Linked DNA regions of Homo sapiens: region 1 is linked to region 2. Evidence: read pairs that join two places in POLR2A ChIA-PET (ENCODE). Cell type or tissue: GM12878. All regions are shown on one strand. Each heading gives the region's core, and the rest is flanking DNA. Links, peaks and the distances in the headings are about the cores only.

The links. ChIA-PET counts read pairs that join two places held together with the same protein. Peaks named below come from ENCODE experiments on the same cell type or tissue, not always from the same donor. Only the 100,000 strongest peaks of a DNase experiment are listed, where the experiment ranks them.
Region 1: POLR2A ChIA-PET joins it to region 2 with 5 read pairs; 5 of 35 experiments call an interaction of 5 or more read pairs at or near these places.

What each region holds. Positions count from the first base shown.
Region 1 is chr4:26,302,858-26,318,543 of GRCh38, forward strand. It overlaps a transcript of RBPJ not described here. Among named protein-coding and RNA genes, the nearest start is that of RBPJ, 10 kb to the right of the region's middle. RefSeq lists an enhancer at 9,597-9,786. In GM12878, for the core only: no CTCF peak of the experiment used is centred there; a DNase peak (open chromatin) is centred at 9,704; H3K27ac peaks cover 832 bases.
Region 2 is chr4:26,014,452-26,030,137 of GRCh38, forward strand. LOC124900689 (a long non-coding RNA gene) reads left to right here and starts at 6,746. Exons shown (of 2, transcript XR_007058093.1): 1 at 6,746-6,956; 2 at 10,044-10,630. RefSeq lists enhancers at 14,933-15,514, 15,515-15,686. In GM12878, for the core only: no CTCF peak of the experiment used is centred there; no DNase peak of the experiment used is centred there.

The DNA.
Region 1 (15,686 bases), core at 7,354-12,353, 290 kb after region 2:
TGAAAGGCTGAGGAATCTTATCCTTGTCAGAAACATAATCTGGCTGGGCGCAGTGGCCTACATCTGTAATCCCAGCACTTTGAGGGACCGAGGTAGGCAGATCACTTGAGGCCAGGGGTTTGAGACCAGACTGGCCAACATAGTCATACCCCGTCTCTACTAACAATACAAAAGTTTGCTGGGCATGGTAACGCATGCCTGTAGTCTCAGCTACTCAGGAGGCTGAGGAAATAGAAACGCTTGAATCTGGGAGGTGGAGGCTGCAGTGAGCTGAGATCACACCACTGCACTCCAGCCTGGGTGACAGACTGCAACCCTGTCAAAAAATAAATAAATAAATAAATAAATAAATAAATAAATAATAAATGAATAAATATATATATATATAATCCATATGAAATATATATGTAATCCATATGAAATATATATATATATATAATCTTTATGAAATATATATAATAATCTCAGAGCCGAGTGCAGTGGCCTACATCTGTAATCCCAGGAGTCTGAGGCCAGAGGATTTCTTGAGCCCAGGAGTTCAAGGCTACAGTGAGCTGTGATTGTGCCACTGCACTCCAGTCTGAAAAAAAAAAAAAAAGAAAGAAAAAAAAGAATATAAAGAAATATAATCTTGAACTTACTATGAAGCTAGAAGGTAAGTCAACTAGCAAAGAAATGATTATTTGCTTATTTTCTATAGAGTTTATTTTATCATTTAGTTGCCCCCACTTGAACATTTATAGAAGTATATGACTTATTAATATGAAGTTTATAATCATACTAATTTGATTTTTAAAGCATCTAGGCTGGGCGTGGTGGCTCATACCTGTAATTCCAGCACTTTGGGAGGCCAAGGCGGGAGGATTGCTTGAGCCCAGGAGTTGGAGACCAGCCTGGGCAACATACTGAGACCCGTGTCTCTATTTTTTTAAATACTATATAAAAAGCAAAGCATGTAATTGAATAAAGTTAAATTAATTTTTTCTGCTCTCTCTCCTGTCTTTGCTTAACAGTTTCATTGAGATGCACTTCACATACCATATAATTCACTCACCTAAAGTGCAAATTCAGTGGTTTATAGTATATTCAGAGTTGTGCAGCCACCAACACAATCAACTTTGAAGACTTTTATCACTCCAAATGAAGTCCTATATCCTTTCACAGTTATCCCCACATACACACTGCCGGGCCCTAGACAGCCATTAATCTGCTGTCTCTATAGATTTGCCTTTTCTGGACATTCTAGAATCCCACAAGATCTTTCATGATTTGCTGCTTTCATTTAGCACGTTTTCAAGGTCCATCCATGTTGTAGTGTGTTTCATACTTTATGTCTTTTTATAAACTAATAGTATTCTATTTTCTAGATATATCACATTTTATATCTTCATCAGTTGATGGACATTTGCATTGCTTCCACTTTGGGGCTTCCATGAATAATGGTGCCATGAACATTTATGTTTCTGTATGGACGTGTTTTCGGTTCTCTTAAGTTTACACCTAAGAGTAGAATTGTTGGGTCATAGAGTAACTCTATCGTTACCCTTTGAAGAACTGTTAGGTTGCTTTTTAAAATGGTTACATCATTTTACATTCTCACCATCAATGTATGAGGGTTTCAATTTTCCACAACCTTGTCAACATTTGTCATTATCTGTCTTTTGGCTTATTGCCACACTAGCAGGTGAGAAATGGTATCTCATTGTGGTTTTGATTTGCTTTTTCCATGATGGCTAATGATACTGAATATTTTTTCATGTGATCAATGGTCATTTGCACATCTTTGGAGAAATATGTATTCAGATCTTTTGCCCATTTTTAATTGAACGATTTGTCTTTTTATTATTCAGTTTTAAGAATTCTTTATATATTCTCGATACTAGACCCATTTCACATATATTTGATCTACAAATATTTTCTCCCATTCTGTATTTTTTTTTTTTTTACTTTCTTGATAGTGTCCTTTGAAGCACAAAAGTTTTAAATTTTGATGAAGTCCAATTTATCTATTTTTTTAATTTGTTGCTTGGGTTTTTGTGTCATATCTAAGAAATCATTGCTAATCCAAGATTATGAAGATTTACCCCTATACTGTCTTCTATGAGTTTTATAGCTTTGGTTTTTAGATTTAGGGCTATGATCTAAGGTAATTTTTTAATATGTTGTGAATTACAGGCCCAATGTCATTCTTTTGCATGTAGATATTCAGTTTTCCCAGCATCATTTGTTGCAAAGACTGTTCCTTTTCCCACTGAATTCTTTTGACACTAGTCAAAAATCAAATGACCTAAATGTGAGGGCTTATTTCTGGACTCTTAGTTCTATTCATTTGATCTGTAAGTCTGTCCTTATCCAGCACCACACAGTCTTGATTACTGTAGCTCTGTAGAAAGTTTGAAATGCGGAAATATCAGTCCTCCAACTCTGTTCTTCTTTTTCAAGATTGTTTGGCTATTGTGGGTTCCATAAAATTGTGGCTGTCCTTGTCAGTTTCTACAAAGTGGCCAACTGGGATTTTGATAGTGATTGCATTGAATCTGTGGAATAATTTGGTGAGTGTTGCCATCTTAATAATAATACCTTTTGATCCATAAACATGGGATGTTTTTCCATTTATTTAGATCCTTTAACATTTCTTTCAACAATGTTTTGTAGATTTCAGAGCATAAAGCTTGCACTTCTTTTTAAAAATTTATACCTAAGTACTTTATTTATTTAATTTGATACTCTGGATATTTAATACTCATGCTATTGGAAATGGGATTGTTTTCTTAGTTTAATTTTCAGATGGTTCCTTGAAAATATATAGAATACAATTTTTTTATATTAATCTTGTATTCTCCAACTTGGCTGAATATATGTGTTAGTGGTACAGATAATAATTTTTTAGTGGAGTTCTTAGAATTTTCTTTTCTTTTTTTTTTTTTTTTTTTTTTTCTGAGACTGAGTTTCACTCTTGTCACCCAGGCTGGAGTGCAATGGCATGATCTCAGCTCACTGCAACCTCCGCCTCCTGGGTTCAAGTGATTCACCTGCCTCAGCCTCCCAAGTAGCTGGGACTACAGGCGTGTGCCACTGCCCTTGGCTAATTTTTTTTTTAATATTTTTAGTACAGATGGGGTTTCACCATTTTAGCCAGGCTGGTCTCGAACTCCTGAGCTCAGGTGATCCACCCACCTAGCCTCCCAAAGTGCTGGGATTACAGATGTAAGCCACCGCACCTGGGCGAGTTCTTAAAATTTTCTATGCCTAAGATCATGTCAATATACAAGATCATGTCATCTGAAGATACAGACACTTTTACTTCCTTCTTTCCAATCTGATGTCTTTTACTTCATTATCTTGCCTAATTGTCCTGGCTAGAACCTTCAATACCATGTTGAATAGAATTGGTGAGAGTGGAAATTCTTGTTTCATTCTTACGATGTTGGCTGCAGGTTTCCTATGGATGACTTTTATCAGGTTGAGAAAGTTCCCTTCCATTTCTAGTTTGTCGAGCGTTTGCCAGTATTTTATTGAGGATTTTGTGTCAATATTATAAGAGGTATTGGTCTGTAGTTTTCTTATCATTTATTTGGAGAATTATTATTATTATTATTATTATTATTATTTGAGACAAAGTCACTCTGATGCCCAGGCTGGAGTGCAATGGCGCGATCTCCGCTCACTGCAACCTCCACCTCCCAGGTTCATGCCATTCTCCTGCCTCAGCCTCCCGAGTAGCTGGGACTACAGGTGTCCGCCACCATGCCCGGCCAATTTTTTGTATTTTTAGTAGAGGCGGGGTTTCATCCTGTTAGCCAGGATAGTCTCAATCTCCTAACCTCCTGATCCACCCGCTTCAGCCTCCCAAAGTGCTGGGATTACAGGCATGAGTCACTGTGCCCGGCTGAGAATTATTTTTTAATTAATAAATGTGTCAGAAAATTCAAATGGGTTAAAATTCAGTAGCCCCTGTCTTGGTCACCCATTTTCAGCCACTCACTGTTACTTGTTTGTAGGATTTTTTAAAAATTAAATATATTAACTATTTAAAATATATTTTAAAATAAATCTTGTTGCATTTCTCATCATTTTATACTTTCGTAAATCATTTTTGTAACTTTAAATAGTTTATTAAAATTATAATTTGATACTCTGGGTACTTCACATAAAATATTCTCTATCAGTTTATAATAATAAAAATAATTTAAATTGTTATAGCCAAAAAAATAAAGAACTCACTAACAATCGTAAATCCCACTTCTAGGAGTATGACTTGTGTAAATCATACCCTCCGAGGCACATCTGTAAAAACAGGAATAAAATTACCAACTGTCAGCATTGTCCTGAGGACTGACTGAGATGATTGATGTCTGTGAGAGGGCTTGAGACAGTGCAGACTCATAGTTACCGTCACTGTGGAAATTATACATCACAGCATCCCTTTAACTAGAAAGCTGTTGCATGTTAGACAGGCATACAACCTTTTGAAAACCCTCTATTGCATAAAACTAAATACTTCTGTATGTGCTCTGTTTTTCAGAAGTTATTTTTCAGTTCTTAAATTATCTTTTTTTCTTTTGCCTAGATTCTGTGTTTCATTGCTTATTTCGGAAAGTTGGAAAGTATCATGCAAATACAGATATAGCTATGCTATTTAAAAATAAAATACTCAGTGTTTGCTGGTGAAGGAAAATATGATGCTACGTAGGTAAAACTGCTGATGAAAATCAGATTTGCATTTCATAAGAACATTTCTGGAGAACTTTAGGCTTGAGAAAAGTAGGAGCCAAATGCTTCTCCCAGACGATAGTTTATAACTCTTACTGAAGTCAAAAGTTATTCTGAGGGTAAAATTTAGGCCACATGTTTGGAAAGCTGGAAGAAAAAAAACAAACCATGCATCAATGTCTAAATTTTTCCAAAGTACTTAGATGAAAAATTATTTGTAGTTAAGATCTTGAGAAATGTTTTTATCCATTAGTGAAATATTAACAATACCTTAATATAATTTATTAACCATCCTTCCATAGGATGCTAATCATGACAGAATTTAGTCATGAAAATAATAATTTAAGTAGCAAAAGCACAGGATAATACGAGTTATAATATCTAACATGGAGTCTTGAAGATTCCTTTAAATAGAGTTTCTCTAGGCCTGGAGCGGTGGCTCACGCCTGTAATCCTAGCAGTGTGGGAGGCCTGGGCAGGCGGATCATGAGGTCAGGAGATGGAGACCATCCTGGCTAACATGGTGAAACCCCGTCTCTACTAAAAATACAAAAAATTAGCCGGGCGTGGTGGCGGGCGCCTGTAGTCCCAGCTAGTCGGGAGGCTGAGGCGGGAGAATGGCGTGAGCCCGGGAGGCGGAGCTTGCAGTGAGCCGAGATCGGGCCACTGCCCTCCAGCCTGGGTGACAGAGCAAGACTCCATCTCAAAAAAAAAAAAGAGTTTCTCTAATGCATTTTACAAATGAAATACATCATTATTAGATTGAGATAAAACTTTTCAGACAGACCTATTGTATAAAACAAAGTATGTACTTAATATTTATTAATAGAATGATTAGAAATTACCTTAAGAGACTTTTTTCTTGCAGTAATTTCACAATGTGCTTTTTAAAAATTCCCACATGTTGAGATAATGACAATAACATTTTAAAAAATTAATTAGAATAAAAATTGTTAACCTAATTACAGCAGCAACTATTGAAAGAGACAATGTACAACTTTGCTTTTGATGTTCAAAGGGATTATTAGTCAGCTGTCTTTCACAAAGCTAGGTACTTAACAAGATGTGAATTGTTTGATATACTACTATTTGTCAGTGCTTAAATAAACAGGTTCCAAAGTGGATCTTCTTAGTCCTTAGTGTGGTCTGGACAAGGGTGCTAGCCACAAAAGTTATACCTACAAGTTGATGCTTATCATTACACTATCTCTGACACCAAGCAATACAGATGCAAAGAGTGAAACCTTTCTGGTAGGCTTTCTTTGAAAGAGTGATAAAGGCCATCTGTGTTCAAGGTTAATAGTAACATAGGCCAGAGAAGAAAATAAAGGGATCTTTTTTTCTGTTCTATTGATTTCCTGTGTAACCACAGTCAAAATTTTAAAAACAAATATGCCAACCAAAATTAAATACCATTATTTTATTTAGGATTCTTTCAATTTATTATCCACATAATTATCTAATTTTTTTTTTTTTTTTTTGAGACAGAGTCTTGTGCTGTCACCCAGGCTGGAGTGCAGTGGCACGATCATGGCTCACTTGCAGCCTTGGCCTCCTGGGCTTAGCCTCTCGAGTAGCTGGGACTACAGGCACATGCCACTACTCCCGGCTAATTTTTGTGTTTTTTGTAGATATGGGGTTGTCCTATGTTGCCCAGGCTAGTCTCAAACTCCTGGGCATAAGCGATACTCCTGCCTTGGCCTCCCAAAGAGCTGGGATTATAGGCCTGAGCCACCGTGTCCTGTGCCACCGTGTCCTGCGATTATCTAATTTGATTCATGCAACAAATCTCTAAGGCAGTATTATTAGTCCATCTAACAGATAACAAAACTGAACATGGGTATGGGTAAAATAATTTCCTAAGAAATTTATTGAGTGCCTACTATGTACCCAGTTATTTTATGTAATACCTCAATTAATTATCAAAGCAACCCTATGCAATAGGTTTCATATTCCCCTTTTGCAGGTGAGGAAAAATAAACTTGCTCAAAGTTGGGCATTTGGTTTGTGGTAGAAGTACTAGTGGTGAAGCTAGTTCAGTGTTCTTTCATTCATACCACAGCTGCTTTTTTAAAACTATGGATGTTTAACATTGGCTTATTACAGAACCCAAAACCACTGCAATATATGATGCATGACAAACGGGCAAAGTTTAGGAAATAAAAATTTAAGTATATTCCCTTATAAATAGATAACTGGAATTTTATTATTCATATGGTGTTGTCATTTCTTGTGTAGGTAGTGTTAACTGGCTTTAACTTGTTCATGTTATAAAAAGAACAAATCTATCAATCACACATGGAAACATTTTCCTCCAATTACATTAGCTACAAAAACTTCTGACAAATTATTAGATTTGTACACATTCTTTTCACCAAATGTGCATTTGATTCCATTCACGTTCCACATCACTAGAGTAAATGGCCCATTCATTTTCTTGCTTTACCTTCTTGAACTGCTGCACATATTAACAAGCTAAGCAAAACTTAACCCAGGCCTGCAAAAAACTCAAATTGCCAGGGCCAAAAAATCCTGTGAAAAATTAAACACAATTGGACAGAAAACGGTGAATATTTATTTTTGTTTCTCAAGTTCTCCTGAAGCTGTGATTCATTTTCAGTGTTCTATTTCTTTTAATCCTGGAGTTCGAGCTTATTTTCTATATGGAATTGCAGAGTCTGATGGAATCCTTCTTGGCACTCTTTCAATTTCCTATACATTTTATTAACCTTGATGAACACGTGGTAGAAAATGACAGGGATAATGTTATGAATATAAGAGAACCATAAAGATGAACAAAAAAAACATGAGTTAAACATTTGTAGAGTGAGCGGCTCCTAGTTTCTAACATGGGCTATCAGCAGGGCTGTCTTAGGCCCAGAGCCCCTGCACAATCTGATAACAAGAAACCTTGCTTTGTATTCTCAGAAGCTCCTATCAGCTATCTACAGTGGGTTTCCCAAACATTTTGTACATCTGATCCTCTTGGAAATTAAATAACAAAAATAATATTGTCATTTCTGAGTGGGGATATGAGAAAAAAATGAATTAACACCAATCAAGATAAAATTATGACTGTATTTGCCTGTTTTAACTTTTTTTTTTTTTTTTTTTTGAGACAGAGAGTCTTGCTCTGTCACCCAGGCTGGAGCGCAATGGCACGATCTTGGCTCACTGCAACCTCCGCCTCCCGGGCTCAAGTGAGTCTCCTGCCTCAGCCTCCCGAGTAGCTGGGATTACAGGCGCCTGCCAACGCACCCGGCTAATTTTTATATTTTTAGTAGAGACAGGGTTTCCCCATGTTGGCCAGGCTTGTCTTGAACTCCTGACCTCACGTGATCCGCCCGCCTCAGCGTCCCCAAGTGCTGGGATTACAGGCATGAGCCACTGTGCCCAACCGATGTTGATTTTTGAAGTACAGCCATTTTGACATGCTTTGCAAGAATTTTGATGAGATGAATGCAAGTTATGGACTTGTTGAGTAATGATAAAAACTAATATTACTATAACAATTGTGTTATAGCACTGTTCTATGTACTTGAAACAGTAATACTTTGAATTCTGACGATCCTATGAATTAGAAGCTACAATCTCCATTTTATAGGTGAAGAAACTGAGGCACTGACAAGTTAAAAAACTTGTCTAAGATCACACAGCTAGCAATGTTGAAATGCATCACTGTGGGGCCAGGCGCGGTGGCTCACGCCTGTAATCCTAGCACTTTGGGAGGTCGAGGTGGGAGGATCACTTGAGGTGAGGAGTTGGAAACCAGCCTGGCTAACATGATCAATTCCTATCTCTACTAAAAATACAAAAAAATTAGCCAGGCATGGTGGCAGGCACCTGTAATCCCAGCTACTTGGGAGGCTGAGGCAGGTGAATTGCTTGAACCCAGGAGGTGGAGGTTGCAGTGAGCCGAGATTGAGACACTGCACCCCAGCCTGGGTGAGAGAGAGAGACTCGGTCTCAAAAAAAAAAAAAAGTGTCACTGTGTTTAAACCACCACAGCAAACTGTAATGTCCGCCTCTCATGAGCCACTAGCTGCTTCACATGCCTTTGGATACACACCTAGGAACTCCCAAACTCATCCCTTTTACTATTTAAATATTTCATTTATTGATTTTTAAAAAAGAAACTATGTGCCATTACTCCCTTTAGTGAGAAAGTCCCAGAGAAAGGTTATACTCAAGTTCTATATCAAAGAATGATTCTCCCTGCATGCAGTGACTCACACCTATAATACTAGCATTTTGGGAGGCCAAGGTGAGAGGATCTCTTGAGCCCAGGAGTTCAAAGCTGCAATGAACTTTGATTGCACTACCACACTCCAGCCTGAGCAACAGAGCAAGATCCTGTCTTAAAAAAAAAAAATCTTAAAGCTCAGTTCATGGACAATTTGCATCAGAATCTCTGAGCACCCTGTTATAAATACCTGCTATAAATGCTTCAGTCCAAATTTACTCATTTAGCGTCTTAGGGAGTGGAACTCAGGCCCTTAATTGATTTTGATGCCCACTAAGTTCTGAGGACCACAGCTCTACCAGGGCCTTCTTATTTTATTTTATTTTATTTTTTTTTGAGACAGAGTCTCGCTCTGTCACCCAGGCTGGAGTGCAGTGGCACGATCTCAGCTCACTGCAAGCTCTGCCTCCCAGGTTCACGCCATTCTCCTGCCTCAGCCTCCTGAGTAGCTGGGACTGCAGGCACCCGCCACCACGCCTGGCTAATTTTTTGTATTTTTAGTAGAAACGGGGTTTCACTGTGTTAGCCAAGATGGTCTCGATCTCCTGACCTCGTGATCCGCCTGCCTCGGCCTCCCAAAGTGCTGGGATTACAGGTGTGAGCCACCATGCCCGGCCACCAGGGCCTTCTTATGACCCTGCTTAGAATGCCTTTCCCTATTCTATGTACATCAACCCCCCACCTGGAGTTCCCCTGAATAGCAGATGCTCTTTCACACCTCAGAGCCTGAACGTGCTGTTTCCTGTGCTTGTCATGCTTCCTCCTATTCTTGTCTTCTGAACTCCCACTGCAGTAAGTCAGCTACCAAGTCATCTCTGCAAGGACTGGGCCCATGAGGCAAGAGTTAGGTCTTCCTTCATTGTACCCCCAAGCTGTTAAACTCTTTTATCTCTTTCCTATCATAGAATTCCACTGCAACTGGTCTGTGTATTCTTTTAGACAGGGAGTCCTTAGAGGCTGGGTTCTTTGTGCTGTCTATTTTTGTAAAATATCAAGATGATGCCTGACCTGCAGTGGTAGGTAATCTAAACATGCTGTTTGAATGAACCACGAGGCAGTTCTGCTGTTTTAATTCTACTAAGATGATAGGTCACATACGTAACTTTTTCTCTGTGTGTATGACAGATGACAGGTTCTCTCTCTGTCTCGCCCAGGCTGGAGTGCAGTGGTGCAATCACAGCTCATTGCAGCCTCAACTTCAGGGTCTCAAGTGATCCTCCCACCTCAGCCTCCTGAGTAGCTGGGATTACAGGCATATGCCACCATGCCCAGCTAATTTTTGTATTTTTTGTTGAGACAGAGTCTCACTATATTGTCCAGGCTGGTCTTGAACTCCTGGGCTCAAGTGATCTGCCTGTCTTAGCCTCCCAAAGTGCTGGAATTACAAGCATGAGCCACCAAGCCGGAACCATAACTTCTATTAGAAAATAATTCTATGCCTGGTGCAGTGGCTCATGCCTGTACTCCTAGCACTTTGGGAGGCCGAGGTGGGCGGATCACCTGAGGTTGGGAGTTTGAGATCAACCTGACCAAAAGGGAGAAACGCCATCTCTACTAAAAATACAAAGAAAAGGCCAGGTGTGGTGGCTCACACCTGTAATCCCAGCACTTTGGGAGACTGAGGCAGGCGGATCACGAGGTCAGGAGATCGAGACCATTCTGGTTAACACAGTGAAACCCCGTCTCTACCAAAAAAAATAGAAAAAGTTAGCTGGGTGTGGTGGCGGGCGCCTGTAGTCCCAGCTACTCAGGAGGCTGAGGCAGAAGAATGGCGTGAACCCAGGAGACGGAACTTGCAGTGAGCCAAGATCATGCCACTGCATTCCAGCCTGGGTGACAGAGTAAAACTCCGTCTCTTAAAAAAAAAAAAAAATTAGCAGGGCATGGTGGCATGTACCTGTAATCCCAGCTACTCGGGAGGTTGAGGTAGAAGAATTGCTTGAACTTGGGAGGCAGAGGTTGTGGTGAGACAAGATTGCACCAATGCACTCCAGCCTGGGCATCAAGAGCGAAACTTTGTCCCCAAAAAAATAAATAAATAAAAATAATTCTACTAAAGTAGAAGGAAACAATTTTATTTGGTAAATTTTTGTCTTCTTGCACATTTATTCCATTTCTTTCTTTTCCCTCCTTTCTATGTTTTATATTTATAGGAAATATATATACATAGTACAAAATTCAAAGGATCCAAGATAGACTGTGAGGAAAGCCACTCTCTCACCTATATCATCCAGCTGTAGAGTCCTTTATAAGAAAGCAGTCATTCTTACAATTTCTAGTGTGTCCTTCCAGAGACATTTTAGACACATATACGCAAATAAGTATATATATATCACTGTTTTGCAGTTTTTTAAACTTTGTGATCTTTCCGCAAAAGTACATAAAAAGCAGCCTCTGCTTATTAATAAATATACTCTTTCATTCTATGTATAATTTAAAAAAAAAGACATCTCTTGATGTTTGTTACCAGTATTTTTTTTTCCACCATCAGTGATGCTGCAAAATATAGGTAATTTTACATGTGTGGGCATATTCATAGGATAAACTTCTAGAAATGGAATTGTAGGATGAACAGGTAGTGACAAATTTTGCCAAATGGTTTCTGATATGCTTTGGATCTGTGTCTCCGCCCAAATCTTAGGTCAAATTGTAACTCCCAGTGTTGGAGGTGGGGCCTGGTGGGAGGTGACTGGATCATGGGGGTGGATTTTCTTCTTGGTGCTGTTCTTGTGATAGTGAGTGAGTTCTTGTGAGATCCGGTCATTTAAAAGTATGTGGCACCTCCCTTCCCCGCCTTGGTCCTGCTGCTCCCATCTAAGTCGCCTGCTCCTGCTTTGCTGTCTGCCATGAGTAAAAGCTCCCTGAAGCCTCCCCAGAAGCAGATGCTGTCATGCTTCCTGTACAGTCTGCGGAACCGTGAGCCAATGAAACCTCTTTTCTTTATTACCCAGTCTTAGGTATTTCTTTATAGCAGTGCAAGAACAGACTAATATAGTTTCCATAGATGTTATATCCATTTTCACTCCCACTAGCAGCTCATGAAGATATCTATGCCAGGTGCGGTGGCTCACGCCTGTAATCTCAACATTTTGGGAGGCTGAGGTGGGCAGACCATGAGATCAAGAGTTTGAGAACATCCTGGCCAACATGGTGAAACCCCGTCTCCACTAAAAATACAAAAATTAGCCGGGTGTGGTAGTGGGCACTTGTAATCCCAGCTACTCAGGAGGCTGAGGCAGGAGAACTGCTTGAACCCAGGAGGGGGAGGTTGCAGAGCACGGAGATCGTGCCACTGCACACCAGCCTGGGTGACAGAGCTAGTCTCTGTCTCAAAAAAAAAAAAAAAAAAAAAAAATATATATATATATATATATATATATGTATGTATATACTGGGGAACCCACCCCCAATTTCAATGTAATGAAATTTCAATGTAAGTTCTTTCTATTTTCCCTAAGTGTTGGCTGGTCTGAGAAATAAAGAGAAAGAGTACAAAGAGAGGAATTTTACAACTGGGCCGCCGGGGGTGACATCACATATTGGTAGGTCTGTGATGTCCACCTGAGCTGCAAAACCAGCAAGTTTTTATTAAGGATTTCAAAAAGGGAGGGGGTGTACGAACAGGGAGTAGTTCACAAAGATCACATACTTCAAACGGCAAAAAGGAGAACAAAGATCACATGCTTCTGAGGAAACAGGGCAAGGACAAAAGCAAAGATCACAAGGCAGAGGGCAAAATTAGAATTACTGATGAGGGTTTATGTTCAGCTGTGCACGTATTCTCTTGATAAACATCTTAAACAACAGAAAACAGGGTTCGAGAGCAGAGAACTGGTCTGACCTCAAATTTACCAGGGCAGGATTTTTTCCCCACCCTAATAAGCCTGAGGGTACTGCAGGGGACCAGGGCATATTTGAGTCCTTATTTCAACCACATAAGACAGACACTCCCAGAGCAGCCGTTTATAGACCTCCCCCCAGGAATGCAATTCTTTTCCCAGAGTATTGATTATCAATATTCCTTGCTAGGAAAAAAATTTAGTAATATCTCTCCTACTTGCAAGTCCATTTATAGGCTCTCTGCAAGAAGAAAAATATGGCTTTTTTTGCCCCACCCCGCAGGCAGTCAGACCTTATGGTTGTCTTCCCTTGTTCCCTAAAATCGTTGTTATTCCGTTCTTTTTCAAGGTGCACTGATTTCATATTGTTCAAACACACGTTTTACAATCAATTTGTACAACAGTGGTCCTGAGGTGACGTACATCCTCAGCTTATGAAGATAACAGGATTAAGAGATTAAAGTAAGACAGGCATAAGAAATTATAAGAGTATTATTAGGGAAGTGATAAATGTCCATGAAATCTTCACAATTTATCTTCCTCTGCAGTGGCTCCAACCAGTCTCTCCGTTCAGGGTCCCTGACTTCCCGCAACATATATATATATATATATTCATATATATACACATTCATATATACATATACACATATATACATTCATATATACATATTCATATATATACATTCATATATACATATTCATATATACATTCATATATACATTCATATATATACATTCATATATACATTCATATATATACATTCATATATACATTCATATATACATTCATATACATTCATATATACATTCATATATACATTCATATATACATATTCATATATATATTCATATATATTCATATATATTCATATATATATTCATATATATATTCATGTATATATTCATATATATACACATTCATATATATACATTCATATATATAATATATATATACACATATTGATATATATATACACATATTGATATATATATACACATATTGATATATATATATATACACATATATATATATACACATATTGTGTATATATATATATACACACACACACATATCCGGCTAGTGGTGTTTTTGTTGTTTTTTTCCTGAAGTTCTAAAATGGAGAGTAAAGGAAACTCTTAAGTGCAGCCTCATCTACTGGTCTAACCCAGACGACTTTTTTTTTTTTTTTTTTTTTTTTTTTGCAAAAAACCAACACAGGTGGTTGCTCCATATGCCTTTTTCTCCTCCCTAGGCAGGCTAGTACTCACTGCTAGTCTAGTCCTAATATTGTTTTGAACCCTAGGAGGCTTAGTCTTCAGAATCATTTTTACTCTGCCCTAAAGTGGAAGACACCCCATTCATTCTACAAATATAATACAGCAGGCATTGTTCCAGCAGCTAAGGCTTGAATAATGAACAAACTAGACAAAAGTCCTTGCCCTTATTAATATTACATTATAATGGAAGGAGGCAGATAGTAAACACAACACACAAGTATGATAAATGTTATGTTAGTTAATGATAGGTGCCATGGACAAAATCAAGCAGAAAGGGGGATAAGGAGTATGGGAGTCCCTCTTGGGAAGGGTGTCAGGGAAGGCCTCCCTGAGGAGGTGACATCAGGCAAAGACAAGAAAGGAGTGAGGGAATGAGCTATAAGGTATATGAGGGAAGAGCATTCCAGGTAGTGGAAAAAGCAAAGGCTTGGAGCTGAAAGTGTGCTTGGGGCATCCCAGGAACAGTAAGGAAGGCAACTGGTGAGAGCCCACAGAGTGAGAGGTAGAGGAGGAGGTGAAGGCAGATAGATCAGGGGGGGTTTGGCAGTAGGCAAGATTGTCTAAGTCCTCATAGTGAAATGGGAAAGTCATGGAGGAGTTCTAGAGGGCCACTGAGAATGCTCTATTAGCACAGACTGCGGGAAGACAAGAACGGAAGAAGGGAGGACCAGTTAGGGAACTTCCTTAAACCAGGTGGGAAATAAGATGGGTTAGACTAGGCTAGTAGCTAAAGAGGTGTGACAGTATTTGGAATGTGAGTATATTCTGAAGGTGGAGCCAATAGGATTTTCCGTCCAATTGTATCTTGGGTGTGAGAAAGGAGGCAAGGACTCCAAGGTTCTTGACATAAGTGGAAGAATGGAGTTGTCCTTTCCTGAGATGGGGGAGGGCTGCAGATGGAGCATGTTTTAGGGCAAAAAGGGGGAGCTGTTATTCCCTTTGTGGTTACCATGGCTTCCCAAGGTCGCTGGGGCTCTCAGAAGGCCATGATTCCAAATTAGATCAGTGGTCTGGACTAGGCCATGACTGAAATACCTTCTTGGGATGACAGCTCCAAGGAATATGTGCCCCAAGGGCTTTGTCCTCCTCCTGAGCTATCCTGTTCCAAGCCAGACTTGCACTGAGATATTGCACCAAATGGTTTTAAGTCTGTTTTTTTGTGTATATAATCAATAGGCAAACACAAACACACACACACGCACACACACACACACACACACCCCTAAAACCTTGAAAACAACTTAAAAACCAGGGTTTCCTATTAGAGAACTCACTGTCCTCCAAATATCAAAATTCAATTCAACTCTACATTTGCGGGGCTGTGACGTGAGCAGGAAGACACTGGTTCCTAGATAATGCCAGGCTAAGGCTGGTATAGAAACCACATCAGGGCCAATCTGAAACGTGGCTGATTGAAGAATTTACGTAATCAGGAACTCATTGGATGAATGATCCAAAAGGAAGGGCTGCATTTAAAACAGTAGTCACTATAGCACCTGCCGCAGCCATACGTAAAATGGAATATTGCAATAAAAATACGGAAAGGTGACGGAAAGCAAAAAAGCCATATTAGTGGGAGGAAAAAACAGAAACTGATTTGTAAGATTACTTCA
Region 2 (15,686 bases), core at 6,438-11,437:
TCAGAGGAAAAACTATGACCAGGACTTAGCCTGGGCCAGGATGTTGTGACCACCATATGGTGTCATTTAAGACCAGCAAACCCAGGCTTTAGAAATGCATTAGCTGTGTCTTATATGAGGCAGGGGGACAAGCCCAGCAGGTGGAATGGGGCTTTGCATGCAAGCAATAGATCAGCAGATCAATGGATCAATGGGCCAGTGAATCACTTGCTGAATGGGTTTCTCCTACAGGCCGTGAATACTCCCATGGGTCAAGAAAAGAACAGGGTCTTAGTTTGGGCAGACGGAAGTTTTCCTCCCCTCTTAGGGACCAACAGGCACTTGGATCTGTACTATGAGAGGACAAGAAGCCTGGAAAATGTCATTCTGAGGGAGGTTCATGGCCTCTGGTACCATTTTCGAGACATGGGTTCAAAGGTTCTGTGTCACATGGCATTCTGCCAGGGAGGTGGGAACTCTCAGCTCAAGCAGTAGGTGAAAAGCCCTCTCTTGTTTAAGCTTCAGTTTCCATAATTTTTGACAGGATCTCATGGGAAGAATTTAGTGGCAGAAATAACTTAGCGGAGATCATCCCTTCCTGGGGTGGGAGTCTTAGTGGCAGTTACCAGCAGAAAAGCTAATGGGGTAACCCGAGAAATCTTCCTGGAGGAGGAGATGTTGGCTGAATCATCGATCAGCTCATATCACTGAGCCAAATGCTTGTCATTGGCTTTGGGGGGGCAACGTAGGGCCCACAGTTCCCCTCATCATCCTCAGAGTTGACACTCCCCAGTGCCTCACAGAGATGATTTCAGGGTTCAGAAATTCTGACTCCCAACCCCCTTGGGTCCACTTCCCCTCTTATCATGCAGGCCATCTCCCCGGTCTTGGCTTACCCTGTGACCACACTGCATTCTCCTTCCACATGCCCTGACACACGCTCTGAAATGCCAGGGTTCTCATGAGTCCAGCCTGCCAGGAGCAAGGCTTGCCAAAGCTGTGTCCCAGCCAAGCGGGTGGCCTGCGGAGTGAGCCATAGGACTGCATTCAGCCCAGTTCCAAGCTGGAAGGTGAGGGCAGCCTCCCAACTATTTCTTCCAACCTCAGAAACGATTCAGTGCTGGCAGTTCACACGAGGTCCCCCTGACATCTCCAGTCAGGAATGCAACTTGCTGTGGATTCTGAGGCAAAGAGAAGACCATTAGGAAGGAGGGAAGTCATTAGCAGATGGGATGACCGGCATGCATGAGAGACACATCTGCCTTTCCCTGAGGTGCCCAGGGGCTTGTGTGTGGAGCCTTCTGGGACTCTCTGACCACTTGAGACCCAGAAGATCAAAGGTCTGGTAGCCACGGCCCGCTTTGAATCCATAATTCCTTGCCTCTCACAAATGAAGGGAAGAAAAGTTGTCAGGAGGCAAAGCTGTAGCTAGCAGTTTGGCCAACATGCATGGATTGTAAACATTATTTAGTAAAAGCCTTCAAGGATGGAAGAGAGGAGTCAGGAACTCTATTCTTGACCATCTCAAAGCACTCTTGACCTCAAGGGAACTCCTGCTGCAGACTCCCTGCCCTTAACCTTCAGTCCTGCTCCATACATTTTTGTATCCTCTAACACGCCCCTGATGTGGCCTGGCTGACAATTTCTGCTGGCTGCTACCCCCCAAACCAGGGCTGGCTTGGCTCAATACACAGAGGGCACTCTGGGTTCTAGAGCATGTATTGGCTGGATATATAGTATATATAGTGATCCCACTGGTGGGTAGAGGGTACTCGAGCAGTGCTTCTCAAACTTTCATGTGCCTAGATTTATCTGGGGCTCTTGTTGAAGTGCAGATTCTGATTGAGTAATTTTGGGTGGGCCCAAGATTCTGCCCTTCTAGGAAGCCCACAGTTGAGGTCAATACTTCCAGTCCACGACTATACTTGGAAAAAGAAAGTGCTAGAAGGCTCAGCAGCTACTGCTGTGAGATCAGGACTTGCAATTCTTGTACAGAGGTCCAAATAGCACCCTCATTAAAAAGACCAGATGCCTCCCTGCCCTCATAGCTGCAGTCACTTAGCTCCCACCAGAAGGCCCAACTCCTCCCCAAACTCAGGTACCCAATATCTTGAGAGATACAAAGGGGCTGTGGGGGTTGTTATTCCCCCTCTATCCACTTCACCCTCCTATTCTCAGTGTTAGATTCTCCTCTACAACCTCCCAGCTTCCTGGGTTGACCAGCCTCTCTGCTTCACCCTCCAGTGCCAGGCCACAACCTGCCTGCTGGTGCTATGGGATGAATGTGCATCCCCCAAAGTCATATATTGAAGCTCTAATCCCCAATGACTGTGATGATGTTAAAAGGTGGGGTCTTTGGGAGGTAATTAGGTTTACATGAAGTCATGAGAGTGGAACCCCTATTCTGAAATTAGTGCCCTTATAAGAAAAGAAGGAGACCTTCTCTCTCTGACATGTGAGGACACAGCAAGAAGGTGGTCATCTGCAAGCCAGAAAGAGAGTCCTTACCAGAAAACTGAATCAGCAGGCACCTTGATCTTGGACTTCCCAGCCTCCAGAATTGTGAGAAACTAATGTTTGTTGTTTAAGCCACACAGTCTATGGTATTCTGTTATAGCAGGCTGAGCTGACTAGGATACTTGGAGTGCCTGGTCCCTTCATGGGCAGCACTAATTAATGAACACAGAGTTCTCCTCATTCCTGCAAGACTACCAGTGCCTCCTTTTCTGGCCCCGGCTAGAAAGAGCAATCTCTGCCTTTTCCATGCTGCTACTATTACCTGGAACATATAACCATAATATTAGTCACGGTGTGATTGCGATTCTGCATCTACATAATTGTCACTTCTGCTATCCTTGAGGGAGGAAATAATAATGCAGAGCTGAGCACATAATGTATATTCATTGAATCAATGATGCTGTTATTCCTGGTCCCTCTTCCTTGGGAGGCCCCTCCCTCAAATCCTTGGAGACAGTCACTATGTCTATCCTGTAGGGGACTTTTCTGGTTTAATAGCTCCAGTTTCTCCAACCCCAACCAACTTCTCCATTTAGAAGTGTTTAAGACACTAATTCTCAAGTTTGGCTGCTTGTTGAAATTAACAGGGGAGTTTTAAAAATACTGAGTCTAACCCTCAGAGATTCTGATTTATTTGGTTTGGAGTGTGACCTGGCCATCGGGATTTTTTTTAAAAAACCCAATGCTGCTAATATGCAGCTAGGTTTGAGAGCCACTTGGAGTCAGGAATTTTAGGTTCCTACCCAGCACTTTAGTCTCCAGACAGCAATGCTGTCCGGCCTGTTCTAATCATAGGTCCCCCAGTGTGAGTGAACAAGCTCTTACCTTGATCTTGAAACTAGTTCTTTCTATGAAGAGAAGGCACAGGGCTACACTAGCAAGGGACCAGAGGCTGGCATGAGACAGACCCACCATTTAAATAGGCATGACTCGAAGCAATTGTCTCCACCTCTCTAAGCCTTCGTTTCCTTACCAATAAAATGGGATCATGGTGTAGTCAGTTTCTACTGGATAACAAACCACCCCAAAACTTAGTGGCTGCGTTAGTCCATTTTCACACTGCTGATAAAGACATACCCAAGACTGGGCAATTTACAAAAGAAAGAGGTTTAATTGGACTTACACTTCCACATGGCTGGGGAAGCCTCACAATCATGGTGGAAGGCAAGGAAGAGCAAGTCACGTCTTACGTGGATGGCAGCAGGCAAAGAGAGCTTGTACAGGAAACCTCCCCCTTACAATAACCGTCAGCTCTCATGAGACTTATTTGCTATCATGAGAACAGCACAGGAAAGATCTGCCCCCGTGATTCAATTACCTCCCACCAGGTGCCTCCCACAACACATGGGAATTCAAGATGAGATGTGGGTGGGGACATAGCCAAACCATATCAGTGGCTAAAAGCACAAACATTTATTCTTTCACACAATTCTGTGGGACGGCTGGACAGTTCTGGTCTGGATGGACTCACCTGGAGCTAGATGGTCTAGGAGGGCCTCCTGCAGATGTCTGGCCATTGGCTTGACATCAGCTGGGGTGACACAGATGGCTTGGCTGGTGTCTGTGTCTCTCATCATCAGGCAGGCCATCTCAAGCTTGTTCATCTGGAGGTCACCAGGTTCTGAGGGAGTGAGCCTCAAGATACTTTTCAAGCCTGTTTGCTAATGTTCCATTGGCCAAAGCTAGCATAGGGACCAAGGGGAAACTTCCCTTTCACTCTCTTGAGGCCTGCTGAAAATCAACTGACAAAGAAGGCAGATTAATAGGAGAAAAGACATACAAAATTTATTTTAATGTGCACAGCATGAGGGAATTGCAGAATATTACTCAGTATCTCCATGTGGTCCAGATTCTTATATAACTTTCTCCATAAGGAAGGGGGGAGATGGGAAATGTTGGTAATTCTTTTGAGGAGCAGTAAATGATTATTAGGGAGAATGAATGGACCCAGGAGACTGAAATTCAATTGTAAATTATTCTGTTTGGAATCTAAACAAACCTGAGAGACAGATATTATCTTATAAAAAGGTCTGTCCAGTTGTTGTTACATTACTCAGTCTTTGTTTCTTGATAGATAATGAGATTTCAGGGATGGGACGGGAAGCAATTGTTCCACTTGGTGGGTCAAGTCTTCATGCAGCTAAGGGAAAAGCCTCCTCCAGCATCCACTGGTCTCCAATGGCCTTGAATTTGAAATATTCATCATACCAGGATGCCATATTTTGGGGTGAAATTCTCTGGGCGTCTTCATTTGTCAAGGCCAGCCCAGAGCCATGTTTGTTGCAGATGTTTCCCTGCAAGTCATGCCATTAATTCATTGATTTCTCCTAGAGATTAATTCATTCATTCATGTATTCATCATAGAGGTGCTGGGTGTCTGCTACATGCCAGGCATTGTACCAGGTGCAATGAATTTTGAAACAAGCAAAAATAGACCCTTACTCCCAGGAGTTTTATCATCCACTGGGAGGGGCATGCAGGTAAATAGAACCCAGAAGTCAACTTGAACTTCAGATTTGTATTTGCATGTGTTTTCTCTGCTTTTGCCCGTTTCAACTTGCACACAGAAATCCTTCTCTTTAGAGTTCCGCATCAGACAAATGTGTCTGTAAGCAATATAGACTTTATGGGCAGCTTCGCAGGGGAAACAAGAAAAGGTAATATGGTACCCAGCACATCAATGGGCCATCGGGTCAAACAACCAGTCAGATGTTTCTGTTCTTCCAAAGTAAAGGTGTCCGAACTCTCTCTTGGAGGAGCCCCACCTTCAATAGTTCCCTCTCTCCCCTTCCCAGAACCTCCTTCAGAAGTACACCCCTCTCCTCTCTGTTATGCAAAGCAAAGCAGCTCTCTCCTGGCTCCCCCACATCAAAACATTTCTTCTCCAATTTACAAAATTAGATCCACCCTGCTTAGAAGTCAGGGTTGGAACCATCTTGTGCTATTCAATCAGGCACTTTGAGATCTTATCTCTTGCCTCCTGTCACCCAAAACAATTTATCAAATTGTTTATTCCAGCGTTCTCCCCAAGAAGATGTTTTGGAGTAAAAATTTTCTCCATCTTCTTCCGTTTACAACTATGTCTAAAATCAAGCATGTTGAATTTTGTGCAAGAGCAACAGGAAGGACTAATTTTTTTTTTTTTTTTTTTTTTTGAGGCAGGGTCTCAATCTGTTGCCCAGGCTGGAGTGCAGTGACAAAAATGACCTCTGGTTGTCCTCACTGCTTATTATATGCCAATTATAATGCCTTAGCAAGCAAAAGACACACCCACGAATGTCACGACAGTTTACAAATGCCATGGCAACATCAGGAAGTTACCCTATATGGTCTAAAACGGAGAAGAACACTCAGTTCCAGGACTTGCCCACTCCTTCCCCAGAAAACTCATGAGTAATCCACCCCTTGTTTAGTATATAATGAAGAAATAACCATAAGTATACTCAGTCAAGCAGCCCACACCACTGCTCTGCCTATGGAGTAGCCATTATCTGTTTGCTTTCTTAATAAACGTGCTTTCACTTTACTCTATGGACCCGCCCCAAATTCTTTCTTTTTTTTTTTTTTTTTGAGATGAAATCTTGCTGTCGCCTAGGCTGGAGCACAGTGTCGTGATCTCGGCTCACTGCAACCTCCACCTCCAGGTTCAAGCAATTCTCCCTGCCTCAGCCTCCCAAGTAGCTGCGGTTACAGGCGCCCACTGCCACTCCTGGCTAATTTTTGTATCTTTAGTGGAGACGGGTCATGTTGGCCAGGCTGGTCTTGAAATCCTGGACTGAAGTTATCTGCCCACCTTGGCCTCCCAAAGTGCTGGGATTACAGGCATTAGCCACTGCACCCAGCTCCCAAATTTGTTCAGGAACCCTCTTTTGGGGTCTACACTGGGACCTCTTCTGGTAACATTACCATAAGTGCCTTTTCTAGTTAGCTAACAGGAGGATAAAACAGGCCAAGCCTTCACCTATTCACGGCACATAGAACAAGAAAGAAAAAACAGTGGCCGTACAGTTTCCATTGTTCCCCCCAAATGTCTGTATGTCATTTATTACCTTGGTTTTGTTTGGCAGGGATGTTGTTGTTGCCTTTCACATGCTTTCGATCTAGACTAATCTCGGCACTCAGATGTCCCTTTGGCCTCACAGAGTAGGATGCCTGGAATCAGAACAAGCCGTGGAGTGCAAAGAAATTCCTCAGTCATGACTACATTATTTTGTTCTTCGTATCAAAAGCAAGCTAGGTGAGAGAATTCATTCATCTTTTACCACACTGCAAGGGACAGAGGCAATTTTTCTCCCAGGATTCAGGACTAAAGTAGATGATCTTCTGGACTTCTCTGTGACATTTCACTGAAATTGCATTTCACCGAAAACAAACAAGCAAACAAAAATCTTCCTTTTGAGAAGATAATCCCCAGAAGTTAAAAGAAAGAGTAGTAGTCCAGTTGGAAGTTGCAAAAAAATGTAAGTACACATGTCATTTGAAGGGGTGCTTGTGTATGTGTGTGTGTGTGTGTGTGTGTGTGGACTCTTTCAGTTGCAAGATAGAGCAACTCAACTACAAGTGGCTTAAACAAAATGGGGGTTTTATTTGTATTATAGAAAAGTCCAAGATAGATCAGTCTTCAGTCATGGCTGGATCCAGGTGCTCAGATGATGTCATATGAGTTCTTATCCCTCTCCCTCACTCATCTCTGGTTCAACATGACCACCAGCAGCCCCAGACTTACATTCTGCCAGCTAGACACATCCCTGGGGGAATGTGTGCTTCTTTCCCAGAAGTCTTTTTAAAAGTTCCAGGTTTGCATCTCAATAGCCCAAATTGGATTTAGTGTCCATCCCTACACCAATATGGGTGCCTCCAATTGGCCAGGCCTTGATCACACACTCCTGAAGCAGGGTGGGTTAAGGCAGACTCCAACCAAACTACATGGACTTTAAAAAAAAAAAAAAAGGATGATATTACCAGAAAGGAAAATGGTTTGGCAACAGCAAAGGATGCCTGTTACAGTGGAATGTGTATGTAATGGTGAAATAAATAAGAAGAAGAAAAGAAAGGCAGCTGGTAGGATGCTGGCAGAGGGCAATGAGCAGGTCTGTCCTAAGTGAACTCGGGTCGGCAGGCTTAGTTCTCAAACCGGTTGCCTTGATTAATGGTAAAAACAATAACATTTCAAGACCTGAAACACATCTCCTTAAATTTCATCAAAGTGTCCAGTAAGTGCTGATGTTTACGGATGTCACCGTCACCCAGGGTTGCTGTTTCCCCTGGACAGCCGGGTAAGCAGGCAGCTGTCTATCAGGACTAAATGAAAGAGGTTCGAAAGCCAATGCAGAAAAGTCGAGAACTTGGCTTGTGCAGTGCATCATAAAGGAAGGAGGGAAGAGGGAGAAGCCTTGGCAATTTGTTTTTAATATTTTTGCTTGTTTTGGATGCCACGAAAGCCTCATATATTGGCTCTTGACTAATAAAAACAGAGGAGAAGCCAGGCTGGAAACCTGGCTGTGTTTCCGTGCACAATTAGGTTTGTTTGTTTAGGTCTCTTTTTATTTGTTTTCAGATGACTCAGATATGAATACTGCAGGCCTTTCAAAGTGAAGTGTTCATATGTGTATTTTAGGTCTAGGGCTTCGCCAAGTGCAGAAAGACTTGGCTCCCTGAGGTTATTTTCCTATCCAGGGGTTTTTCAAACTTTCAAGTGGAGCTGAAGAATGCTGCTGCAAGCCAGGTTCTTTTTCTTAGCAGATCCCAGCTTGGGGTTGTAGGGGGGACAGGGATTGCAAACATACAAACACAAAAATCCCCAAACAGTGCACAAGGGCACCCATTGTGCTGATCCCGGCACTGCCTCTCCCTGATGGCTTTACCATCTGCATACTTCCGTCATCTCTGGAAACCTCTTCACGAGTCTGCCTCCCTTTCACCAGACAACCAAGTCCAGAGGTGGACTCTCCTTTCCTCTCTATCTGGATCTGTGTATAAACTGTTCTGCTTTCAAGATTCTCCTTTTTCATCGCTATAATTTGGAGTCTGAAGCCTCCTATAAAATGCAGAGATATTTACAATCTGGGAAGCTGCCAAGCATCTGGCTGAGCTCCTACCCCTAAGGGTGGTGTCTCCTGCAGGAATGGTTTGCTTCTGGCCAGTTGACCCAGCTTCCAGGGCCCTGGGAAGGGTCTAGGGAGAGGTTGAGCAGTAGTCTTTCTCCCCAGGATGAGCAGGATGCAAACCAGGCAATGATGAAGACCACTCTGGTCTCCTTTCTTGGAGATGAGACTTCTTTCCAGTATCCCTGCCTCTGCATTGATGAATCAGAGAATAGGGACAGCCTGAAGTGGTCCCAGCTGTGTTCAAATACTCAGGATCTATATAGGCACCAGAAGCAGGTTTCCTAAGCTCCCTGGAAGCTGGTCACAGCCTAAGAGTCTCTGACAGCCTCCCTAGCTCACAGACCACGTGAAACGGAAGACACTGACCAATGCATTAGCCAGAGAAGCACTTTCCTATGTTATTCACTCCAGCAAAACGTCTGGTAGCCAAGATTGCATTTTTCAATGCTCCTCTCCCTCTGAATTTGCCCCTCAACTCTTCTGCTTTTAAGACGCTCCTCTTTCAGTGTTGCAGCATAGAGGCTGACGCATCTGAAACTTTTAGGAGAAAGATTTATTCTGTCAGAATTCACATATTTCAGGAATGTCTTTTTTTTCCCCAAACCACTGTCTTCCAGAACTGTATCCTGGGGTCAAAGAAAAAATCGGTCCAATCTTGCACCTTCCACACCTACACTGCTGTGTCAGCACAGGCAGTGATTGGAATAATGGCCCTGTGTCATCTCAGCAGACACTGAGATAAGGATTTGAGTGCAAACAGTTTAGTCGAGCGGCGAGCCCAGGAAGCAACTCAGTGGGGAGATGACCCTGAGCGACTGGACCTCAATCCTGCTGGGGACCCTCTAAGAGGAGGAACAGTGGAATATGCCCGTGATTGTCCCACTGAGGGACAAGGAAGCTGGCTCTTAATGGTTGAGGGTTTATCTTGGCATCTTAACTCCTGGGCACTTCCAAGTACACTGCCAATCAGGGAACATCTTCAGGCAGAAGAGATGTAGAACTTTCCAGAGGCCACTTCCAGGGTAGGCTGAGGGGATTTGGGAAGGGCACCAGCCATGTCTATGGAGTCTTCTATACCCTAAGATGACATAAGGAAAGGACCAGTCATCAGAAAAAGACTGTGCAGTCCTTACTCCACCGTGCCTGCTGAGGCAGGGAAGTGGACTGCACTAGTTGAAACAACAGGGCTAGAAAGCAAAAGGTTTGAGTTCAACTCTCAGTTTGTTGTCTATTGATTTATTTAGCAAATATTCCTGGGCTGCTTGCTAGTAAGTGGCGAGTAGGGATGGTGACGGTTAAAGCTGGCGGTGAGCAAAGGTGAGATCGTAGGATCTAGAAGGCCATACTATGTTGCATAGCCAGGGCAATGAGGTATGCTTTTGATTATTATTCAGTTAATATTTATTTCATTGTTTCTTGTATCCCCCGTCTTCTTTTTAGGTTCAACTTCTTTCTGAAGATCCCCCTTTTAGTGGCTTTTCACTGATGTCTGTGAGGGGTAAACTCTCTCAGTCAAGAATGGATCCATTTTCAAGACTATTTATTCATTCATTCATTCATTCATTCATTCAGAGATAGGGTCTCACTCTGTCGCCCAGGCTGTAGTACAGTGGCACAATCATGGCTAACTTCAGCCTCCACCTCCCTGGCTCAAGCAATCCTCCCACCTTAGCCTCCTGAGTAGCTGGGACCACAGGCGCCTGCCACCATGCCCGGCTAGTTTTTTACATTTTTTGTAGAGACAAGGCCTCCCTGTGTTGCCCAGGCTGGTCTCAAACTCCTGCGCTCTAGCAGTCCTCCTTCCTTGGCCTCCCAAAGTGCTGGGATTACAGGCGTGAACCACTGCACCTGGCCTGGGTACATTTTTCTTGGGGCCTGAAACTGATGCCATTTTGGATCCTCTTTAGGAAAAATAATACAAACTATGAATATAAAATTAAGAATGAAAATATTGACAATGAGAAAAAAATCACTACAAATTATAAAGTTGGAAATGCTGACAAATAAAACAAACATAAAAAAATCCAGAAAGAATACTATTTTTTATTAATTAACTTGACTTTTTCCAACTTCTCATATTGGTGCCACTGGAGTGACGATGGTCATTTTGGAGATTTGACTAGTGGGAAGATGAGATGGTCTACATTTACTTTGGATTTCATGAGATACATTAGGTGATCTGCAGTCCTTTTCATATATAGCTCAGTTATTCAGTTATTGCTGGGTGTACAGATGTTGGAATGGCTTCCAGAAATACTCCTACCATCCACAGGCTGACTTGCCTGGCACACAGCATCAGAGATTGGATGGAGATGCAAATAATTCTACAATGTCTGGCACCAAAAATATGCGGATAGTGAAGAAACAAGATTTAAGATGTATGGAATCACAAGGTAGTCTGTAGAAAACTCTTCCACTTATCAGATATGTAAAACTGTAAGTAGAGGACTCATTCATATTCAATGCCTAGTCAAATGAAAGACTTTTTCCCACCAGAAATATATTTGAGAATGTGGTGCATACAATTATAAACACACCATAAATTTGCAGCTCATATGTGAAAGAAATTCATAAAGGTCTTCCCAAAGTCAACAACAATTCTAAACATGTATATGTTAGTACCGAAAGTGAGCTGTAAAGCTGAAAAAAATTTTTTTAACTTTCAATAACTTAAAAACAAAGTTTGATCTGCCATGTTAGAAAGAAGACTGAATTATCCTTCTATTCTCTTTATAGAAAGTGATATTACAAAATCATCATATTAAGAGATAATTAAAGGATACGTAACTAAAAATGAAAACAGTCTAAATGAAATGTAGTATCCTTGATTGGATCCTAAAACTCAGCACGTTCAGCACAATTTCTCTTGTGAGAGAGCAAAGACACATAAACAGAAATCATTGGTTGGAACTTCTGGGAAAACTTATGAAAGGAGCCAAGCCAAGACTGAAGGACACATAATCTTGCCCTTCACCTCTCCTCCTTCCTGCTGCTAGGAATGTCATTGTGATAGAGCTGCCGCAGTCATCTTGCAGCCATGAGGTGATATTAAAGGGAGAAGCCAATGTTAGAAATGGTGGAGCAGAAAGAGGAAAGGATCCTGGGTCATTGGTGATACGACGTAGCCACCATACCAACCCTGAATGGCCTATTCCAGACACGTTCAGAGAATGAATTAACTATCTCTTTTAAGCAAACCATTAATTGGGATTGCTGTTACATGTAACTGAATCTAGTCCTAACTGATAAATCACCTGACCCCATCTTGGGGATCCAGGGACAATTTCCTGCAGATCATGAAAGATAATTAGGAAATAGGTCAGGTAAAGGGTAGTAGGAGCATTAGAGGCTCCAGAGTACAGGTTTTATTTAAAGAGCAGCAGAGAGCCACTGATGGGGTTTAAGGAGAATTTCAGTATTGGATTTTAGTACTGGGAAACAACAAATATAATTATCTCATTGGTAGCTATACTGAAGAGAGGGAAAGACTGAAGTCAAGAAAACTAGGCCAAGAGGTGATGTGACAATTTATGCCAGGAATAAGATCCTGAAATAATGCTGCATAACAGTACTGAACGCCAAGGGCTGTGCCATCAGCAAGACCCGGGGGCCTATCTGGGCTTTGTCACTCATTAGCCATATGAACCTGAGCAAGTGACTTAACTTCTCGATGCCTCTGTTCCTTCCTATTTCCATGATATTTCTAAAAGAATTGAATGAGGCCGTGTGTGCACAATGCTTAGGACAGTACATGTAAGGACTCACTAAATTATTGCTGTTATTATTGTTGCTGGGCCTGTGGCAGTGAAAGACAGGTTCTAAGCAATAAGAAGAAATCAAGAGAATGCTGAGACCAGTTGGATGGAGAGAGGGGTGGATGAGACAGAAAGGAAGTAGAAATGTCTCTCGAATTTCTGTAGAAGAAACAATTTGGGGAGAAAGATAATGAGTCCAGTTTTGGACCTGTGGAGTTGGCAGTGTCTCTGGGCCATCCGCATGGAGATGATGGGTGTTCACCTGCACTGGCAGATACAGAGGGAGTGAGGATCTGAGTTGGAGATAGACTGGAGAGTCCTGGGGGTGGATGAGATCACAGGCCTAAGGTGAGTGTGGAGAATGAAAAGAAGACGGCAAAGAGGGAGCCCTGTGGGTGGTAGGGATGGATCAGAAGGAGCCAGCAAGGAACCAGAGGACGACAGGACAGAAAATCCTAAGAAAAGCCTTGGGAGTGGCCCCAGGAACTTCAAAGGAGACAGAAATTAAAGAAGTGTTAATTGCACTAAATGGAGACCTATGGCTCACGCCTATAATCCCAGTGCTTTGGGAGGCTGAGGCAGGAGGGTCACTTGTGCTCAGGATTTTGGGACCAGCCTGGGCAACATGGTGAATGGTGAATCCCCATATCTACAAAAAAAAAAAAAAAAAAAAAGCTGGGCATGGTGGTGCTCACCTGTAGTCCCAGCTACTCAGGAGATTGAGGTGGGAGGATGGCTTGAGCCCTGGAGGGAGACAGAGGTTGCAGTGAGCCAAGATCGCACCACTGCCCTCCAGCCTGGGCAACAGAGAGAAACCCTGTCTTAAAAAAAAAAAAATGCACGAAATGCTGCAGAACCGTCCAAAAAAAATCTGTGATGTGAACATTGGGCTGAAGGGCAAAGAGGTCATTGGGGACCTTGGCCCCTGCCAGCTGGAGGTTATGATGGGGCTGGAAGGCAGAGTCTGGTTGGGGACAGGGGGCAGCGGTGGGGGAAAGTAATTAGAACCAGGGATCAGGAAGAAAGCTTGTGTGAAGGTGGGAGAGAGTTCCGCAGTAGCCAGAGTTAATAAGGAGAGGAAAACGAAAGGAAAGTAAGGCGGAAGAAAATGGAAGGCAAGAAACCTAGGAAGACAAGAGCAGGCTTGATGTCCATGACAGGAACCCAAGCTGTCCCCGGGTCCTTGCCATGTGCCCAGAGTGTAGAAAATCGCCCCCCGTGGTTTGGGAAAGCCTGGCTGCCCAGCAGGGATAGGCGGAAAATTGGTGGGGAAAGTCTCCAACCTGAGCATGCATGGACAGAGCTCAGAGAATTCAATGAGGCCAGAAGGAAAGAGAATCATGGCTCCCATTTTCTGAGCACTCAACATAGCCAGGCACCTGGTGCCAAGATGTGGCAACCTACGAGGTCCTACCTATTTCACCAGTGAGCACCTGAGGCTCCATGAGGTTAAGGAACCGGCCAGCGCGGGCGGAACCAGGGCCTTCAACCCTGTCTGAGCCCACAGAGGTAATCCTTAGTCACCAAGCGCCGCTGTGTAAGGGACAAAGACCGCACAAACGGCCGGAGAAGACGCGAGAGATGTGGCCCAAAGAGAGGGGACGGGCCTGGGTGATTTTACACAGAGAGGGGACGGGCCTGGGTGATTTTACATAGAGAGGGGACGGGCCTGGGTGATTTTACATAGAGAGGGGACGGGCCTGATGATTTTATATAGAGAGGGGACGGGCCTGGGTGATTTTATATAGTGAGGGGACGGGCCTGGGTGATTTTATATAGAGAGGGGACGGGCCTGGGTGATTTTATATAGAGAGGGGACGGGCCTGGGTGATTTTACATAGAGAGGGGACGGGCCTGGTGATTTTATATAGTGAGGGGACGGGCCTGGTGATTTTACATAGAGAGAGGATGGGCCTGGGTGATTTTATATAGAGAAGGGATGGTCCTGGGTGATTTTATATAGAGAGGGGATGGGCCTGGGTGATTTTACGTGCGGATGCAGAGGAGGGGCAGCGTCGGGGCGGCGGAGTCCGACCTCGGGGGATTCACCCTGAGGGTTACAGGCAAGGCCGCTCCAGGCACGCAGCACCTGCCGGGCGCCACCCAGGAGGGGGCAGCAGCGCCATTCGCAAAGCCGGCCCGCTCCGCTCCGCTCTCAGGCTCAGGGCTGCGGAGACAGGAATCGCAGCTTCCCCTGGAAGGGGCGTCCCAGGGGACCTCCGCCAGGCCAGGGGAACCCGGCCTCCGGGCCTGGGTGAACGTGCCTTCCAGACCATCCTGGCAGGCCGCTGCTCCCTAGAGGCCTAAGGCGCTTGGGACAGCCTCCCACTCTACTCCTGAATCTCTCCTCCATCCCGGCCGGCCCCCACCCACCCCTGGTGGAACGGAGACCCCACGTCTTGCTCAGGACCTTCGCCACAAGGCCTCCCTACTCTGCCGCAGTGAGCCCTGCCAGGGAGGCAGAGCAGCAGAGCCCACCCTGCCACCGCCGCAGGGGCCCTCCCCAGGCTGGCCCTGCTGTCCCAAGGACTGATAGTCACCAGGCTGTACAAATATATCTCCTACAGCACATCGGATGCGAAGGGAAAACGGAGGATCACTATATTGCTTAGAACTAATCTGGTCTTTCTCTTCTGAGCCTCACCCACTAGTTAGTGGGATGGGAGGATAAATGAGATGTCCAATCCAGTTAAACTTTGAGCTGATATTTTAAACCCTGCAGAAAGTGCTGGGTCTTTAGGAAAAGCGCTCAGTGTCTCTGAGAGCTGCTGCTTGCTCTGTCTCTCACTGCGGAGGCAGGGATATGGGGAGCGAGGGGGCTTTCCCCGCCGTGGCAGCAGAGCAGTGGGTTCCTTGGTCCCATGAAGGTCCCTGGCTGTGTGCCAGCTGCTGCCTGCTGGTCTTTGGGGAGACGTCCTTTTGTGGCCTGTGTCGTGCTGGACCTCCTGGCCTCCAGTACTGAATGTGTGGCCCATTCTTCCAGCCCAGGCAGTGCCCCGAGTGGGCTGCAGCCCCAGAGCTCTCCCCGTATCCCCCAATGGCTCTCCAGTCTGTTCCTGGGGAGGTCCAGCCCTTGGGCGTGACCGGGCGGTCACCTTGTCTCATAACAGCAAGCTCACTGGTGGGTCCACTGGTTCCCGACTCAGCATCTGTGCCCCGTGGGACTGAAGGGAGCTCTGGGAAGCCCCCAGGCTGACCATAACGCAGCTCCTTTCCGGGGCTGCAGCCTGGGTTCTTAGGGGGCAGCTTGTGAAGTGGCTTCCTCTCGGAGTCCTGAAGGGTGACATCTCTAACGCTGTCCCTCTGCGGGCCCAGAGATGGGAAAGCC